Linked DNA regions of Homo sapiens: region 1 is linked to region 2. The links are chromatin loops, found by intact Hi-C in ENCODE. Cell type or tissue: tibial artery. All regions are shown on one strand. Each heading gives the region's core, and the rest is flanking DNA. Links, peaks and the distances in the headings are about the cores only.

Evidence for each region. Hi-C counts contacts between places; a loop is a spot of excess contacts. Peaks named below come from ENCODE experiments on the same cell type or tissue, not always from the same donor. Only the 100,000 strongest peaks of a DNase experiment are listed, where the experiment ranks them.
Region 1: a loop joins it to region 2, with 5 times the contacts of the local background. A loop is called at or near these places in 5 of 110 quality-filtered maps.

Annotation. Positions count from the first base shown.
Region 1 is chr22:35,503,635-35,513,634 of GRCh38, reverse strand. No RefSeq gene overlaps it. Among named protein-coding and RNA genes, the nearest start is that of RASD2, 32 kb to the left of the region's middle. In tibial artery, for the core only: no CTCF peak of the experiment used is centred there; DNase peaks (open chromatin) are centred at 3,874 and 5,234; H3K27me3 peaks cover 1,498 bases.
Region 2 is chr22:35,452,034-35,462,033 of GRCh38, reverse strand. It overlaps a transcript of MCM5 not described here. Among named protein-coding and RNA genes, the nearest start is that of MCM5, 57 kb to the right of the region's middle. In tibial artery, for the core only: no CTCF peak of the experiment used is centred there; no DNase peak of the experiment used is centred there.

The DNA of each region.
Region 1 (10,000 bases), core at 694-8,693, 52 kb before region 2:
ATTGTATGTGAGTTTTTGTAAGTCATTTCTTTTAAATGCCCTTCACTGATGATCCTCTCTAAAATTGCATCTCCTATCACTCTCTATCCCCTTGCCCTGATTTATTTTTCTTCATAGCATTTGTCCCTGCCTGTCACTATAGTACACACACACACACACACACACACACACACACACACACTATCTCTCTCTCTCTCTCTCTCTCGTTAGAGACAAGATCTCACTTTGTCGCCCTGGTTGGAGTGCAGTGATGTGATCATAGCTTACTGTAACCTCGAACTCCTGGGATCAAGTGATCCTCTTGCCTCCTGAGTAGCTGGGATGGTACTGTACCTGGCTCTATTATATTTTTAATCGGTTACATTGCCCTTCTCTTGCACTAGGATGTTAGCTTCCTAGCTGACATCAGGGGGTTGGTTTTCTCCACTGTTGAGTCCCCATTGCTAGAGCTTGGCACACGGTGGCTGCTTTATAATTATTTGTTAAATGAATGAATGAGTCATGTGTTGAAATGAATACAGGATGAAGTACCTAGCTGTTAAATTAATGACAGAAAAGAGATTTTAAAATTAGGGTAGTGTGATTGCCATGAGGATGATGTAATCCCCAGACCAGCTGCATCAGCATCTCTTGGAAGCTGGTTGGAAATGCAAGTTCACAGGCCCCCCTTAAACCTACTGAATCAAAAGCTGCGGGGTCAGGGGCCAGCAGCAGCCTGCATTTTAACAAACCTTCCAGGTGGTTCTACAGCACACTCAAACTTGAAACTGCTCTCTGCTAAGGTCCCCTGAGCCAAGTGTCTGACTCCTAAGCCCACACTCTTTCCCTTTCCTACCGTCATTCTCATGGAAAACATGGGAATAAGCAATAATGATGATCCTGGTAAAAAGGGGGTAACTTGGCAAAGACTCTGCTCGTGAAAGCAGAATTCATGAGGAACACATGCTGCTATGAGTATGGGAGCTCCAACTTCAATTGTTTAAACCCCAAAGGGGCTGGCCTGGCACCTCCATGAAGTCTTCAGAGACTGAAGGTCCTTAGATTTTTTTGCTCTGCCATCCTCAGCATGTAGCTTCCCTCCTCAAGGTCTCATCATAGGTCCAGATGGCTGCTGAAGCTCCAATCATCACATCTATGTTCCAGGTAGGAAGCAAGAGGGAGAAGGAAAGGACACAAAGGGTCCATGCTGTGCTCTTCTTACAGAGACTTCAAAGCAAAACCTAGTGCTTCCATCTCATCGGCCATGCCAACTGCTCTGGGAAAGATATCCTTTTAATTGAGCACATTGCTGTCCAGAATAAAACCAATGCTCTGTTACTAAGGAAGAAAGAGAGAATGGATGCTGTGTAGACAACTAGTAATGTCTTCCATAACAGCTGAGGTCTTTCTGCTCCTTAAGATGTAGATAAGAATGATTCCAATTCTCATCTATTTCCCAAGGAAGTTCCAAGTCCTCTCCAACACTGATGCAAATTCTCCAAGTATTTATAGGCTGATGATCACCTCTAGCTCCTTTCTGCTGAGTTAATTCCATTTATGGATTAGATCACCATCCTGCATGTTCTGGCCATTTGGGGTCAATCCAATTGTGGAACCCAACCCCTAACCCTACATGTACACACACACACACACACACACACACACACATACTTGCAGGGCATTTCTGTGTATAACAGACTGTACTTAAGATTGAAGGGGATGGGCTAAGAGCTTACATCACAGCAGAAGATTGAAAGACCTGCCCATGTCTACCCAACTAATAAGATTCATACAGAACAGTTCAATTCATATGGATTATAGAACATTAAATATTCATGTGCTTAAAAGACCTTAGTCATTGGCTGTTTTGTCCCATTTGAGGGGCTTTATCCAGCCCAAGTGCCCCACTTTCCTCCTCATTTCCGTATCCTAGGTCATAGGTTGGCTCTGCAGAACTAGCATCTGAGACAGAGGTCCCTGTGCAGATCATCCATGGAGGGAAGGAGTACTCTCAGGAGGGACTTGTAAGGAAGTGGGGGAGTCAGGATAGGGCAGGGGAAGAAGCCAGGCAGGAATGTGGGGACTGTGGAAGCCCAGCCTCAGCCAGGTCCTACCAGAAGCTCTGGACTGTGGAAGGAACCACAGATTTATCCTACCTTGAGCCCAGGGACTTGGGCTCTTTGACCCCTTGTATAGGTCAGTCATTGAATGAGGACAGGGCAGTGTGATCTCCCAGGCTTCTTGGTTGGGGGTGGTTCTCAGTTTAAGGGTACAACCGACACTCCCAGTAGGAGGGGCCTGGGTGTTTCATTCCTGCAATGGGGATCTGGGCAGGTCACCAACAGTGCTTGTGATATTCTGCCTTCTCCATGGCCTCTAGAAATGCTAAATTCTCTTCCCTTATTTAAGCAGAAGATTTAACCTCCCCACCACCCCAGCTCCCCACTCCCAAACACATTTTTTGCAAACCAATCAAACCTGTTTACCTGCTCTGCAAAACACAAGCCAGCTCCAGGCCTGGATTTAGAAGGCAAAGGGTTTCAAAATGCAGCTCTGTTTTCCTCACTAGATGCTGGATACCTCGAAGGCCTGATTCTGAATCCCAGGCTGAATGCACTCATCTCGCCCCAGGCTGTAGGACGTGGAGATTTTTTTTTGTTTTTCTGGCAAAATTAAATTATTTCCCTCGTTAGCCCACCTTCCTGAACTTTGGGGTCAGTGGGCCTCACCAGCTACTCCCAGCTGCTATCGGGGAGGGGGTGACCACCTCCACGTGACCTGCTCATTAGCTTGGGTCCATCAGCAGGTGATGCTGAAGCTCTTGAAGGAATTGTGTAATCCTGAGCTGTGCAAGTTTATTTTCACTAAAAATACACCCTGAAACTGGGGCACGATGAAGGATTGCTGACAAATGGGGAACAGGAATGAAAAAAAGACTCCGGGGCTGTCTGATTCCTCACTGAGTCACCTCCAAACCGTCACAATTGAGCTCAGTATGGACCCTCTCCACCCCTCACTGGCATCAGTAAAAGTTCAGGCAGCTCACTGAGGCTTTGGGGGGCTTGTGAGTCACTGTTAGGAGACGCCACTGCTGTCATGCAGCCCCTCATTTTCCCAGGAAGAAAATGGAGTGAGAGGAAGTGACTTTGCCCTGGGTCAGGCCACTAATTGGTGGTGGAGTCAGGGAGAGTCCATGTTGGCTGACCCATAGGTCAGCGCTTTCCCTCCTGTCTCCTTGTGCCTGAACTTCCTATGTGCTTCCTAAGGAGGTGAAGGCATCCTCACCCAATCAGTAAAGAATGCTTTCAGCTTCAAGTTGCAGAAAATCAAAGCAATGGCGACTGGGCTGTAAGGACAATAGTGCTTACCTAATGAACCCTCTGGGGGGAGATTATCAAGAAGGATCCAGGCTCTCTCCACACTGCCTTTCTCAGCATTTAGACTTTTCAGCCTCAAGCTTATCGCCTCATGTCACAAAATGGTTGCCACAGCTCTGGACATCAAGTCCTCATAAATGATACCCAAATGATATCCAAAGCTAGATGGAGTTTTACACACACACACACACAGAGAGAGAGAGAGAGAGAGAGAGCTGCAGTCTCCCTAGGTAGCCATCTCTTCTATAGGGAAGCCCTTTCTTCTACAGGGAAGGAAAAACTTTCATTACAGTTAATTGGCCAGAATACAATTAATTAACTCCCAGCATCACACAGGGACTTTGTATTGAAAAAAAGACAAGAACAACTTGAAGAACTGAAAAGATGGCAGGGGGAGGGTGAAGATGTCTCTTGATTCAGGGGCTGTGCCTGTAGCCCTGGCTGTGTGGGTCCATGCTAGAGGGTGTCTGAGAGCAGAAGTGGAGGGGCTGGGGGGATTTGGGAGAGGCCCGCCGATTTTCTGGGAGGAGGCATCCAGGGACAGGCTTTGGAAAGCTCTAGGGAAAGGGTGGGACAGCCACTGCGAGGGAGGAGGGAAGGGCAGTGAGGGCCAGGCTGAGCCGCTGGGGCTGGGGCTACTGGCTAGCAGGGGCATGTGGCTGAGAGGCCAGGTGGGGCAGCTGGGAGAATCCGGCCCCACAGGCGGCACCTGCACCGCCCTCCCAGCCCCACCTCCGCTGCGTTGAATAACCTGGTCAGGTTGCGCCTCTCCAGGGGGGGGAGTCTCAGCTTTTCTGTCCATTACATGAGAGTTTGATTCATTTTGTTTTTCATTCTCTCTTTTATTTATTAGTCACTCATTCAACAAATACTTACCAAACTCCTGCAGGAGGCATGTAATGTCAGAGTTGGTAGTGATATTAGCTGACTTGCTTAGCTGAACCTCAGTTTGCTTGTCTGTAGAATGGAGATGATCATTGTACCTGTCTCCAGGCATTCATGTTGATTACAGGAATGTGCTATGTGTAAAGTGCTGACAACGGGGCCTGGCACATGGTAAGCACTCGGCAAATGCTAGCTGCTGTCTTTGTGTTCCATGGAACTGTGCTGGATCCTGGAGATATGGCAATGAGTAAAGCAGGAGAACTGCTGCCCTGGCACTGCCAGTCTAGTGCAGGATTCCTCAAGTCCCATGATCAAATAATATCTCAAAACAGAATGGTGATAAATGGTGGTAAGAGATCTGAAGTGGCATCGCCGAGTCCCATGACCCTAGGACCTGGCCAGGCATGGGGATCATGGAAGGTTTCCATGAGGAAGCAGTTCTCAGGTCAAGATCTGAAAAATGAAAAATGAGGGGGCTTCACTAGGTGAAGTGGAGAAAGAAATCTTCCAGGCAATGGGAGCAGTGTGTGTACAAACCCTGAGGTGGGTGAAGCCAGCATGCTGGAGAGACTGAGAGGAGGCCCGAGGGTCCCAACTCTGGGTGGCAAGGAGATCCCAAAGAGGGAGTCAGGGCTGCCCGAGCCTGACCCTGGGGCCTTATTATAGACTCGGTGTTTTATCCTCAGTGAAAGGGGAAGCCATTGAATGGCTATCAGCAGAGGAATGACATGATCATTGTGATTGTGTATGTGTGTGTGTGTGTTTCTAAAAAAATGTATCTCAGCCAGGCACACTGGCTCACGCCTGTAATCCCAGCACTTTGGGAGGCCAAGGTGGGAGGATCACTTGAGGCCAAAAGTTTGAGACCAGCCTGGGCAACATCGTGAGACCCTGTCTCTTAAAACAAAGGGGGGTGGTGAAAGGAGACTTTTCTCTGCCTACCCTTTTGCACCTTTCTAATTTTGAACCATGTGTTTACCAGTTTAAATCAATCCATCAAAACCTTAAAAATAAAGCAGCTCCTCTGGCTGCCACGTGGAGACCAGAAGATGGACTGAGAGTAGAAGGTAGCAGGTCACTGAGGCACCTACTGGGGTCGTCTGGGGTCATACCTGAGGTTCATTGCTTCACGCCAAGGAAATCAAGGACAGGAACACACGAGGCACACAAGGAGTGAGGTTAAGAGCAGAGGTTTAAATAGGCAAAAGAAAGAGAAATGCTCTCCTTCCTGCAGAGAAAGAGGAGATCCCAAGAGGGTTTTCCGGTTCCCTAGTGAAATGCACCAGGTTTTATAGATGAGCTTGAGGAGACAGTGTCTGATTTACATAGGGCCCAGAAGATTGAGCAAACCAAGTGTTCCATTTACATAGCTCACGAAGAAGCTGGCTTCCCGCCCTAATCTTTTTTTGAGGCAGAGTCTCGCTCTGTCGCCCAGGCTGGAGTGCAATGGTGTGATCCCAGCTCACTGCAACCTCCGCCTCCTGGGTTCAAGTGATTCTCCTGTCTCAACCTCCCAAGTAGCTGGGACTACAGGCACACACCACCATGCCTGGCTAAGTTTTGTATTTTCAGCAGAGACGGGTTTCGCCATGTTGGCCAGGTTGGTCTCCAACTCCTGACCTCAACTGATCCTCCCTCCTCGGCCTCCCAAAGTGCTGGGATTACAGGCGTGAGCCACTGCGCCCGCCCCCTAATCTTTTATTACACAGATGGGTCCTCTACCTGGCTGGCTCCATGTTCCCTGTTTCTTTCTGTACATGTGGTGACAAAGAAAAGGGAAAATGGAGCCTCCATGTTGAAGATACCTGGCTTCCAGATAGCCTTTTCCTATTGGCACAGCTGCCAGCATTCACCTGTGCAAGCTTCCAGCTTGCTTATCTATGTCTGCAGCTCAATTTTACAGGCTGCTCTTTGTTAGAAAAGAAATGATTTGGGGACTGCTTTTTGTTAAAAGGGAAGGCTTACCAAGGACTATCTTACCCTCACTAGCTGCCTAAATCATTTCTTTTTAGCTCCTGTATCAATGGGAGGCCTACACTGTGGGGGTATAGAGAAGCAGATGGAGTCAAACACATTCATGAGCTGGGCACGGTGGTTCACGCCTGTAACCTCAGCACTTTGAAAGACCGAGGCAGGCGGATCACCCGAGGTCAGGAGTTTGAGAACAGCCTGACCAATATGGTGAAATCCCATCTCTACTAAAAATACAAAAATTAGCCGGGTGTGTTGGCGGGTGACTGTAATCACAGCTACTCAGGAGGCTGAGGCATGAGAATCACTTGAGCCCCAGAGACGGAGGTTGCAGTGATCTGAGATTGTGCCACTGCACTCCAGCCAGGGCAACAGGGTGAGACTTCGTCTCGAAAAAGAAAAAAGAAAAAAAAAAGACATTCATGAAGTAAAACTGAGTTCTCTGGATAGCCCCTTCTGCTCTGATTCTGTCCTCGTCTTAAAGGAAGCATCTGAGACAGGAAAGAGATTTCCCTGGGGACCTTTCATCCAACGCTCCTTTGTCTCTAAAAGATGCTTGCTTTGCACTGGTGACAGAAAAAGTGGAGTCTAAAGAAAGTACGCGGGACCTGAGCAAAAATGGCAAGGGGCAGTGTTAGAGGACTCCGGCAACCTCTTCTCTCCAGAGCCGTTTCCTCTGCCTGGCAGAATCCTGGATGTGGGAGTACTCAGGGGATTCATCTACCTATAGTTGCAGGCACACGTACGGTTCACTGGTACCCATATGGCATTCCAAACGCACCCTGTCTAAGGCAACAAGAACCTCCTGCCTGCTAGCTCATAGGAAACCTCTCCCATGGAGAATGAAGCCAATTCTATGACTTGAAGTTTGGGGCAGTGTTTGTTGAACAGAATAGTTGACTTCTGTTTAAAATGCAAATACCTTTAGGAGAGACAACATATGCAGCTGAAATTCGTCCAACAAGAGTACAAAGCAACCCTTATAAACCTGTGAGCCACATGGCTCAGTTTCACAATAGGGTCATAGTCAGAGAAACACAGTTCACCAACCAAAGTAATTCCAGTTTGTCAGTTTCTCATAAACAGACACATCACCTGACCCAACAATTGCACTCAGATATTTATGCAAGAAAAATGAAAACGTATGTCCACACAAAGACTTTTACATGAATGTTCATAGCAGCCCTATTCAAAACAACCCCAAACTGAAAACGACCGCAGCATCCATCAACTAGTAAATGCATAAACAAATTGTGGTGTGCCTAGTATATTACTCAGCAATAAACAGGAACAAAGATGGACGCATGCAGCAACACGGATGACTCTCAAGTGAAAGAAGCCAGACACAAAAGGTTAATCCTTGTATGATTACATGTATGTGACATTCTGGAAAAGGACAAAACCATAGGGACAGAAATTAAATTGAGATAGGTTGAATTATCTTTAATGCAAATCAGTGGTTGCCAGGAGCAGGGGCTGGAAGAGGAACTGGAAGGAACTACAACCTATGAAATCTTTGTATAGGTTAATGGCATAACTTTGGTATGTAATTGGCTTTGTGGCTTGCTCATCTGTATCTCTCTGTATTTACATCTGTGAGTGTATATAAAGATGAATATTGCAGGTTTGTTTTTTACTGGCTCGAGTAGAGAGAGGGTGCCCTGGGCACCTCTACACCCAGCTCTCTCTCCTCTCTATTACTTGATCTCAGATAAGGATGGATTCTTCAACACTGTTACAGGAAACAGCAAACATCCTTCTAAGTAAAAGGGCATGGGGGAATTTTCAAGGTAATGGAAATGTTCTGTATCTTGACTGTGACGGTGGTTGCATGGCTGTAGGCGGTCATCAAAATTCACTGAACTGTACACCTCCAAAAGTGAATTGTACTGCATGTAAATTACACCTTGATAGACCTGACTTGGAAAAAAAAGCCCTCATGTTCCTTGCTTGTTTTTCTCACTCTGTGAAGTATGCAGTCTTTAGCCACACTTCTTTAAAGTCCCTTTTGTCTCCCACATGCTGCTTTTGTCGCCTGTCATTTTGTCCCTGCAAAAAAGGAAACTCCTCCCCCAGGTGGAGTCCACTCTCCCCACGCTCTCTGCCCTTCCCCAACCCCTGCAGTTCTGAGTCTCCCAATCCTGCACCATAAAAACCCCAAAGACAACATCTGGGTGGGAAGGCTGGAAGTCTTTTTTTTTTTTTTAAAGAACATGCTCTCTTTCTTGCTTTTATTATTATTTTTAATTGACACATAATTGTGCATATTTATGCAGCACAGTGTGATATTTCAATACACGTATATGACGCATAGTCATCAAATAAGGATAATTAGCATATACATCACCTCAAACATTTATCATTTCTTTGTGCTGGGAACATGCAAAATCTGCCTTTCTGACGAATTGGAAATATACAATAAGTTGTTAATTGCAGTCGCTCCACAGTGCTGTAGAATACTAGAACTTATTCCTCCTATCTGGATACACTTTTGTATCTGTTAACCAACCTCTGGCTGTCCTCCCATCCTACCCTTCCCTGACTCTAGTAACCATTATTCTACTCTCTACTCCTACGAGATCAACTTTTTCATCTAACACATAGCAGTAAGAACATGCAGTATTTATCTTTCTGTGCCTGGCTTATTTCACTTAACATCATGTCCTCCAAACTCATTCACATTACCGTGAATGACAAAATTTCATTATTTTTGATGGCTGAATAATATTGTGCATATATACCACGTTTTCTATTGAGGAACACTTAGTTTGAGTTCACGTCTTGGCTATTGTGAATAGTGCTGCAATAAACATGGGTGTACAGATATATCAGCAAACTGATTTCATTTCCTTTGGATAGCCACCCAATAGTGGGACTTCTGGATCATATGGCAATTCTATTTTTAGTTTTTTAAGGAACCTCCATGGTGTTTCTATAATGGCTATACTAATTTACCTTCCCACCAACAGTGTATAGAGTTTCTCTTTCTCCGCCTCCTTGCTGGTATTTGTTAATTTTGTCTTTTTAGTAATAGCCATTTTAATTGGGGTGAGATGATACCTCATTATCGTTTTGATTTGCATTTCCCTGATGATTAATGACATTAAGCATTTCTCTGATATGCTCATTGGCCATGCATATGTCTTCTTTTGAAAAATGTCTATTCAGGTTATTTGCCCTTTTTAAAATTAGATGATTTGGCTTTGTTGTTGTTATTGTTTTGCTGTTGGGTTGTTTGCATTCCTTATATATTCTGGTCTCAAACTCCTGGCCTCAAGCCATCCTCCCGTGGCCTCCCAAAGCACTGAGATTACAGGTGTGAGCCACTGCACCCAGCTTTTATATATTCTGTTTATTAATTCCTTATCAGATGAATAGTTGCAAATATTTTCTCCCATTCTGTAGGTTGTCTCTTCACTCTGTTGACTGCTTCCTTTACGTGTAGAAGCATTTTAGCTTGAGGTAATCCCATTTATCTATTTTTGCTTTTGTTGCCAGTGCCAAAAAACCTTTGCCCAGAGCGAAGTCCTCCCGAAGTGTTCCCCCAATGTTTTCTTCTAGTAGTTTTGTGGTTTCAATTCCTGCATTTAAGTCTTTAATCCATTCTGATTTGATGTTTTCTATATGGTGAGCGATCAAAGTCTAGTTTCATTTTTCTGTATATGTGTATCCAATTTTTCCAGCAGCATTCATTGAAAAGACTGTTCTTTCACCATTGAATGTTCTTGGTGCCTTTGTTGAAAATCAGCTGGCTGGTCTCAGTGGAGACTCTGCTCTGGGAGGGAGAA
Region 2 (10,000 bases), core at 1,407-9,406:
TGAGGTCAAGAGTTCGAGACCAGCCTGGCCAACATGGCAAAACCCCATCTCTAGTAAAAAATACAAAAATTAGCCGAGTGTGGTGGCACATGCCTGTAGTCCCCAGTACTCGGGAGGCTGAGGCAGGAGAATCACTTGAATCCAGGAGGTGGAGGCTGCAGTGAGCCGAGATCTCACCACTGCACTCCAGCCTGGGTGATACAGCGAGACTCCATCTCAAAAAATAATAAGAATAAGAATAAGCAAATGGGATTAAATTCAGCTCAACTCACTCCCAAGATTGGCAGGAAGTCCTTGATAGAAGTATTTTCAGGCCAGGTGTGGTTGGCTGTTGCCTGTAATCCCAGCACTTTGGGAGGCCAAGGCGGGTGGATCTCTTGAGCCGAGGAGTTTGAGACCAGCCTGAGCAACATAACAAAACCCCGTCTCTACTAAAAATACAAAAATTAGCCGGCTGTGGTGGTGCATGCCTGTGATCCTAGCTGCATGGGAGGCTGAGGTGGGAGGATCGCCTGAGCCTGGGAGGTCAAGGCTGCAGTGAGTTGTGATGGCACCACCCACTCTCACCTGGGTGACAGAGTGAGACCCTGTCTCAAAAAAAAAAAAGAGAGAAAGAAAAGAAAAAGAAAGAGAGAGAGGGAAGCATTTTTAGTTCCTTCCTCTTGGGTCCACGGGTCTTACAAGAACCCCAAGGTTCCCTGGTCCCTGGGAAATGGAGGTGACACTGGCCTCAGCTGTTAGGGGCTGAATTGTGTCCTGCAAAATTTCATCTGTTGAAGACCTAGGCCCCAGTACCTGAAAATAGGACTTTATTTGGAAATGGGGTCTTTAAAGTGGTAATTAAAGTCAAATGAGGTCCTTAAGGTGGGCCCTAATCCCGTAAGCCTGGTGTCCTCCTAAGAAGAGATTAGGACACAGACACACACAGAGGGACAACCAAGTGAGGACACAGGGAGAAGACGACCACCTACAAGACAAAGGCAGAGGCCTCAGAAGAAACCAACTTCGCCAACACCTTGATCTCAGACTCCTACACTCCAGAATTGTGAGACAAGAAATTCTGTTGTCTAAGCCACCGCATCCGCCTAGGCTTTCAGACAACAGTGTCTTCAGAGCATCCACCCTGTGTGCCAATTTCTCCTTTTCAGCTCTTCAAAACACAAAGTCTTGGCTAATGCCCTTCCTTCCCCGAGCAGCTGTAGGGCTAGACACCACGTAAGGACGTTTCTCAGTCTTCTTGTCTTTCTTCCTCCTTCTTCCCGCCCTCCCTTCCTTCCTTCCTAACCTTCTGCAGCCTCAGGACCCTTGCAGTTGCAACCAACCTCATTTTTGCTTGTTTCTTTTCTTTTCTTTTTTCTTTTTTTTTTTTTGAGATAGAGTCTCACTCTGTTTTTGTTTTTGTTGTTGTTGTTTTTCGAGACAGAGTCTTGCTCTGTTGCCCAGGCTGGAGTGCAGTGGTACATTCTCAACTCACTGCAACTTCTGCCTCCCGAGTTCAAGCAATTCTCCTGCCTCAGCCTCCCAAGTAGCTGGGACTACAGATGTGCACCACCACACCTGGCTAATTTTTGTATTTTTAGTAGAGACAGGGTTTCACCATGTTGGCCAGGCTGGTCTCGAACTCCTGACCTCAGGTGATCCTCCCGCCTCAGCCTCCCACAATGCTGGGATTACAGGCATGAGCCACCGTCTCCAGCAGGCTCATTAACTTTTTTACATTTTTTTTTCCTGAGACAGAGTCATGCTCTGTTGCCCAGACTGGAGTGCAGTGGCATAATCTCGGCTCACTGCAGCCTCTGCCTCCAGGGTGCAAGGGATTCCCCTGCCTCAGCCTCTCAAGTAGCTGGGACTACAGGCACGCGCCACCATGCCCGACCCTGTCACCCAGGCTGCAGTACAGTGGTGCAATCTCGGCTCACTGTAACCTCTGCCTCCCGAGTTCAAGTGATTCTTGTGCCTTGGCCTCCCGCATAGCTGGGATTACATGCGTGCGACACCACACTCAGCTAATTTTTGTATTTTTAGTAGAAATGGAGTTTCACCATGTTGGCCAGGCTGATCTTGAACTCCTGACCTCAGGTGATCCACCCACCTCAGCCTCCCAAAGTGCGCAACTAACCTCAGTTTATTTTATTTCATTATTATTATTTTGAGACTGAGTCTCTCTGTCGCCCAGGCTAGAGTGCGGCGGCATGATCCCGGGAAGAAAATAGCGGCTGAACGATCCGGCACAATAGGATGGGCAGAGCCCACTGGAGTTCCCTTAGAGTGAGCAGGAGCATAAAGCCCAGTGGCCAGAGATCTTGGGCAGAGCCCGCTGCAGGAACACAGAGATCAAAAGGAAGATAAACAGAGGACAGAACTCAGACCCAGAGTCAGACAGCACTCTGCCCAGGTCTGCGGCCACCAGCTGCAGGAGCCTGAGCACCTTCCTTAACCTCTCAGAGCCTCTTTGCTCATCCATAAAATGAGGAATAAATTATTCCTCCCTCGCAGGCGGTGCGGTGAGGATGAAATGAGAGAGGAGTTTGAGGCATGTGGCTCTGTGCACAGTTTTGTATAGAATACCTCACTTAGCCTTCCTCCGAACCTCAGTTTCCCCATCTTCGAACTGGGGGTCGCCATATTCCCTCCTCAGAGGATTGGGGTTTGATTGGAGAAGCAATGCGCAAACCACTGGAACATTTAAGACACACACACCAGAGCACCGGCATTGGTGTTCCCCACCCACCGGGAGGCATATCCCACGGGCTCTGGGACTCAGAAAGGAAATTCTCTCAGGGCCTGCAGGCTGAGGCTGAGTCTAGAAGAGCATGAGTGGCCTGGGGAAGGAATCCATTATCTGCCCAGGGTGGCCAGTGCTCAGGTGCACCCTGCACCCCCATCTCTGCACCCCACCCACACTCAGTGACATGCTGGGCGGACGGAGCAGAGTGGAGACGTCAACCTGCCTGAACATGCCAAGTGCCCACGTGAGCAGGGGGTGCTGTTATGCAGCAAGAGCCTCTTGGTCTTCCCGTCTCTTCTTTCTCTCCAGATGTTTGACCCTCAGGGACTCCTGTCTCCTACCCGGCCTGAGGTCCCAGACGGTGTGATGTGGAGTGTGGACAGGCACTCAGCCTCAGGGGTGGTGCAGACCTGGGCGTGGGGCCTTGCCCTGTCCCTTCCTGGTGGTGTGACCCCACTGGGACTCCCTCTCCTCTTCTAGGGGCTCTACTGAGTGAGGAAGGATGCTCGTCTCTGTCTGCAGGAGGCCGGGAGAGACTCCAAGGGGACCTCTCACTAAGCAATCTGAGTATAATTGAATCCTATTTTCCGCACCCTGGGAGACTGACAGTCAATGGGAACCCAGCGAGGGCCTGCTGAGATAATGAACAAGGAAGTCCTTGGAAAACTGCAGTGTGCATGCAAATGGGCCCCTATGCCAGCCTCATTCACACAGATTTTTAAACTCCTGAAAGCCGGGGCAGTCATGCTTGCTTAAAGTGAAGTAGACCCATGCATTGGGGAAGATCCTTTCCCTTCCTGGGGGCTGGAGAGGGCGACAGTGACAGGCACCCATCAGGCTCCTGGAATGCTGCAAAATAATCTGAGCATCTTCTGTGGCCTGCCCCCGCCGGCACCTGCACCCCCATCTCTGCACCCCACCCACACTCAGTGACATGCTGGGCGGAAGGAGCAGAGTGGAGATGTCAACCTGCCTGAACATGCCAAGTGCCCACGTGAGCAGGGGGTGCTGTTATGCAGCAGGAAAAGGACAGGAGTGGATGCTTCTGCCCAGAAGGGGTTCTCTTCCTCGCTGCCTCCATTTCCAAAAAGACACTGAGGTTCAGAAACTGAAGCTCAGCAAGCCCCATATACACACACAGCTTGGAAGCAGCAGAACGGTGATTCCAGCCTGAGTCACCACAATGTCCTGGCTTTGTCCCATGACAGCATGAAGCCTCCAAGTCCTCCATTTGTCCCCTCCCTCTGTCCCCCACCTCTCCCTAATCCCAGTCCCCTCACCTAGGTGGCTCTCCTACCTCCAGGCTCCCTCCACTTGGCTCCAGCCTGGACCCATCTGTGGAGGTGCCTTTTCCACAAAAAGCTTGCTTTACGTTTCTGTCCTAACTTCGCTCAAGAACCTGCTATGACTCCCTATTACTTCTAAGAATCAAGCCTGAAATTCCTAGCCAGGCACAAAAGGCTTCTTGAGCATCTGGTTCCATCTCACCTATATAGTCCCACCTGTCCTTGCCCTGCTTACAGACCCTCCTCTCCAAGTGGGCTGATCTGTCAGCCCCTCCTCTAAGAAGCCTCCCCAGCTGCACAGACCCACAATAGTTTCATCTCCTCTGAAACATATATATAGTGGGGAGAATAATGGCTCCTCAAGAAGTTCATGTCCTAATCCCTGGAGCCTGTGGATATGTTAGGTTACACAGCAAAGAGAAATTCGGGTTGCAGAGGGAATTCAGGTTGCTAATCAGCTGGCTTTATTTTTATTTTATTTTATTTTATTTTTTGAGACAGAGTCTCACTCTGTTGCCCAGGCTGGAGTGCAGTGGTGCGATCTCGGCTCACTGCAAACTCCGCCTCCTGGGTTCACGCCATTCTCCTGCCTCAGCCTCCCCAGTAGCTGGGACTACAGGTGCCCGTCACCACGCCTGGCTAATTTTTTTTGTATTTTTAGTAGAGACAAGGTTTCACCACGCTGGCCAGGTTGGTCTCGATCTCCTGACCTCGTGATCTGCCCACCTCAGCCTCCCAAAGTGGTGGGATTACAGGCGTGAGCCACCGTGTCTGGCCTCAGCTGGCTTTAAAATAGGGAGGGTATCCTGGATTCCCCTGGACCCAGTGGAAGCACAAGGCCTTTTAAAAGTGGAAGAGGGAGGCAGACAGGTCAGAGTGACGTGATGTGAGAAGGATTTGACAGGCCATCGCTGGCTCTGAAGATGGCAGGCAGCCACAACTCAAGGAGCACGGGCAGCTGGAAAGACAAGAAAACGGATTCTCAGCTAGGCACGGTGGCTCATGCCTAGAATCCCAGCACTTTGGGAGGCCAAGGCAGGAGAATCGTTTGAGCTCAGAAGTTTGAGACCAGCCTGGGCAACACAGTGAGACCCCATCTCTACAAAAAATACAAAAATTAGCCTGGCGTGGTGGCACATGCCTGTGGGCCCAGCTACTGCAGAGGCTGAGGTGAGAGGATCACTTGAGTCTGGAGGGTCCAGCCTGCAGTAAGCCGTGTTGATGCCACTGCACTCCAGCCTGGGCGACGTATAGGAACCTGTCTCAAAAAAAAAAAAAAATAGCCAGGAGCGGTGGCTCACGCCTGTACTCCCAGCATTTTGGGAGGCCGAGGCGGGTGGATCACCTGAGGTCAGGAGTTCAGGACCAGCCTGGCGAACATTTGTACTAGAAACTACAAACATTAGCTGGGCGTGGTGCTGCGCGCCTATAATCCCAGTTACCCGGGAGGCTGAGACAGGAGAATTTCTTGAACCCAGGAGGCGGAGCCAAGATCGCGCCATTGCACTCCAGCCTGGGCAACAAGAGCAAAACTCTGTCTCAAAAAAAAAAATTAAAAAAAGAAAATAAAATGGCTGGGTGCGGTGGCTCACACCTGTAATCCCAAAACTTTGGGAGGCTGAGGCAGACAGATCACTTGAGGTCAGGAGTTCGAGACCAGCCTGACCAACATGATAAAACTCAGTCACTGCAAAAAATACAAAAATTAGCCAGGCATGGTGGTGCGTGCCTGTAATCCCAGTTACTCAGGAGGCTGAGGCAGGAGAATGGCTTGAACCCAGGAGGCGGAGGTTGCAGTGAGCCAAGATAGTGCCACTGCATTCCAGCCTAGATGACAGAGTGAGGCTGTCTCAAAATTAAAAAAAAAAAAAAGAAAAAAGGAAGAAACATAAACATAAAATAAAGAAAATGGATTCTCCTCAAGAGCTCCAGAGGCACCACACCCCTGCAGACACCTTGATTCTAGCCCAACTGTATCTGTGTGAGATTTCTGATCTATAGAATTGTAAAATAATAAATTCATTTTTTTTAAGCCAATAGGTGGTAATTTGTTAAAGCAGCGATAAGAAGCTAATACACCCACCCAGAGGAAACCATACCAGCTGCCAAAATAATCTGGGGCCTGAGTCCTTTGATGAGCCACCTAACTCATTAGCCTTGATTTCTTCATCTGTAAAAGCCGAATGGCAACGTGACCTCTTAGGTCTGTCGGGAGGGCTGAGGGATGCTGAGGACGATGTAAGCCCCATGGTTCTCATTGCTGCTGAGGTGGCGCAATCACTCTGAAGACAGATATTAATGACCCCCAGGTTCTCCCTTCTGCAGATTAAAAATCCCAACTCACACCTAGTGTCATTCCTTGCATTTCTAATCACTTATAGGAAGGGCCTTGTCTTCATAAATAAGTTACCAGCATCCCAGGGCTCAGACTGTCTTCATTAAGGACTTAAAAAAAAATTATTCTTCTGGGTATATAGGTAGCTCATGTCTGTAGTCCCAGAACTTTGGGAGGCCAAGGTGGGTGGATCACTTGAGCCCAGCAGTTTGAAATCAGCCTGGGCAACATGGCAAAACACTGTCTGTACCAAAAAAAAAAAAAAAAAAAAAAAAAAAATATATATATATATATATATATATATATATATATATATTTTCACAAAATTAGCCAGGCATGGTGGTGCACACCTATAGTCCCAGCTACTCAGGAGGCTGAGGTGGGAGGATCACTTGAACCCAGGAGGTCAAGGCTGCAGTAAGCCATGATTGCACCACTGCACTCCAGCCTGGATGGCAGAGCAAGACCGTCTCAAAAAAATCATTCTTACTATTAATAATAATAGATTATTATAAATAATTATTATAAATAATCTGTTATTTTTTGTGTCTTTTGTCTCTATCTTTTATCTTTTGTCTCTATCTCTGTCTGTCTCTGTCTCTGATGCTTTTGCTTGTCCTGACAGGAGGGAGAGCTGAGGAGGGAAGAGGAGATTATTATAAATAATCTATTATTATTATAAACTATTATTATAAACTATGATTATTCCAGTAGTTCTCGACCAGGGCCAATTTTGTCTCTGGGGACATCTGTCAATGTCTGGAGACATGTTTGGTGGTCACAACTGAAGGATGCTACTGGCATCTAGTGGGTGGAGACCAGGGGTGCTACTCCACATTTTGCAAGCACAGGGAAGCCCCTTACAACGGAGACTTATCCAGGCCCAAATGTCCACAGTGCAGAGGCCGAGAAGCCAGATGTTCAGCACGTGCTAGGCTAGTTGGAGACATTTTGCATCCATGATCTCCAAACCTTACAACAACTCTGCAAGTCAGCACTGTCCGGCAGAAGGTCAGAGGCTCAGAGAGGTCAAGGAAGGTGTCCAAAATCACACAGTGGGGAAGAGGCTAAGCCAAGATTTCCTCACGGGACTCTGCCGTCTGCTCTCAAAGCCAGGGGGGCCCTCCTGACTGTGTCCACCTTCTGCAGGCTGTGGGGTGTCATGTCTGTGTCACAGGAACCTCTTGCCGATGAAGACCTTGGTGTCCAGTCTTGTCCATCCCATCAGAGCCCCTGGAAAGCTCCTACTGCCCCCGCCTGCTGCAGCCCAAAGAAGAGAGAGGGGAGGGGAGAAGGGAGGTGCTCGGAGGATGCTCTTTTCTTCAGTGGCATGTGTTTGTTTAATAGAGGGCAACAAATTTCCCCAGGACGCCCCTGTGGTGTAAATATTTACCCATCAGGAGCTCCAGGAGGACCCTGTCCTGGAGACAACGTGAAGCCTTAGAGAACGTGCAGACTTGGAAGGGGAGCAGAGGGAGCCAGGAAGGTGGTGAAGGGGAAGGCGTTGGGGAGAGGAGGAGGGAAGCAGAAAGAAGGGGAGAAACCCCTCTCCCAGCACCGACCTCACACATGCTGCCGTCTCTCTCTCATTCACTCTATCGCCGTCTCCAACTCTGTCTGTCTTTCATCTCTATCTCTGTCTGTCTCTGTCTCTGATGCTTTTGCTTGTCCTGACAGGAGGGAGAGCTGAGGAGGGAAGAGGAGAGCGGGCTGGTGGCAGCCAGGTGGAGACTTGTCCCCCGAAGTCTCCAGACACCCCTTCCTAAGTATCTCTGTCTCTGCATCCATCTCTGATTCTGCCTCTTTCCCAGGACCCACTCCCTCTCCCTCTCCCTATCTCTCTCTCTCTCTCTCTCTCTCTCTCTATATATATATATATATATATCTTTTGTCTCTATCTCTGTCTTCCTATATTTGTCCCTCTCTGTCTGTCTGTCTCTGATTCACTCTGTCATTCTCTCCTTCCCTGTCTGCCTTTTGTCTCTCTCTCTCTCCCTGTCTTTCTGTCTCTGATGCTCTGCCCTGTCTCTGTTTCTGTATATCTGTCCCTCTGTCTCTGTCTTTATCTCTCTGTCTCTATTTATGTCTCTATCTCTGTCTGTCTCTCTGATTCACTCTGTCATTCTCTCCTCTGCCTTGTCTCTATCTCTGCCCCTTTCTGTCTCTGATGCTCTACCCCATCTCTGTCTCTCTGTATCTGTCCCTCTGTCTCTTTCTCTGTCTCTGTTTCTATCTCTCTGTCCCTGTCTCTGTCTCTGTGTCTCTCTGAATCACTCTGTCAGTGTCTCCTTCTCTGTCTTTTGTCTCCATTTCTGTCCCTGTCTCTGACGCGCTTGCTCAGCCCCGTTGTCTCTGTCTCTCTATCTCTGTCCCTCTGTCTCTCTGATGTCCTGTCTGGAAACACAGACTTGTGACATAAAACAGGTGACAGCACTCAGGTCCAGGCTCTGTGAGGCCCAGTGTCTGTGCCTGGACCCAGGGAGGCTGCGTGTCTGCAGGGAGGGCAGGCCCGTGTCGTGTCAGGATGGACAGGCAGGCTGAGGTCTTCAGGGAACAGAGGGGCAGAAGCCAGGAGGGAGGAAGTGGCCAGTGAGAGCCCCTTCCCCAGACAGCAAGAGGCCGTCACCCTCCCCCTGCCCCTGAGCTGCACAGATAGCATCTCAGCCCTCAGCTTCACCCTGAGCAGCCCTCTCCATGCCTCCCAGCCTCAGTTTCCTCATCTGCAAAGCAGGGATAGCGGCACTTTCCTCTCGGGGTGGGTGAGAGTGCTCCAGAGTGACATGAAGGAAGCCGCTGGTGAGACCCACATGCAAGGCGGACGGGACACACAGGATCCTGTCCCTCTCTCTCAGGGCTGAACTCTACAGCACGTAGAGTGCTGTACAAGTGGCAGAACTATCTTGAAAATGTTCTATTTGCACAAGAACTGGCCACACTGGCACCACCACCCCAGCGGAGGAGTCGGACTGATTATTTAACACAAACTCACACACAGGGCTAACCAGGAGCTGCAGAGTCAACGAAAAGCCAGGCTTCCAGTGCCAAGGGCTTCTTTCTCACTTTACAGCTAGTACAGAAAGTGAAGTGCCCTGCCCTGCCCTGCCCGCTGCCAGACGTTTCCGCATGGTATTTCATGTAGCCCAGAGGTGACTATGATCCTTAGCGTCACTTTACCGTGGAGGAACGTGAGGCGGCCACCCACCTGTTTATTCAACACACATCTGCCGGGCACCTGCCCGGCTCCATGCTCCAGACACAAAGTGGCCGACCAGGAAGCCAGAGTCCCTGTGGCGTGGAGCCTACGTCCTACTGTAGGCAGACAACAGAAACACCACACGGTTCCAGGGTGTGACATCTGCCATAAAGAGGGTGGAGAAAAGTGGTGTGGTCGAGGCCTGCGTGGGGGTGGGGAGGGGTGGAGTGATCCAGGCAGGGGGTTCCACAGGTGCAAAGGGCTGGGTGCTGGACGAAGCTGAAGGCTGTTGGAGGACCAGGGAGGAGGGCAGAGTCTTGGAGGCCTAGGTCAAGTGATGCCCAAGCCCCCTGCAGGTAAAGGCAGGCACCAAGTTTCACCCTACTCGTTTTCTGGGTGCCTGGTTTTTACACATGGATGAGGGGAGCAGGAGAGGGAAGAAAAAAGGGCAGAAGCCA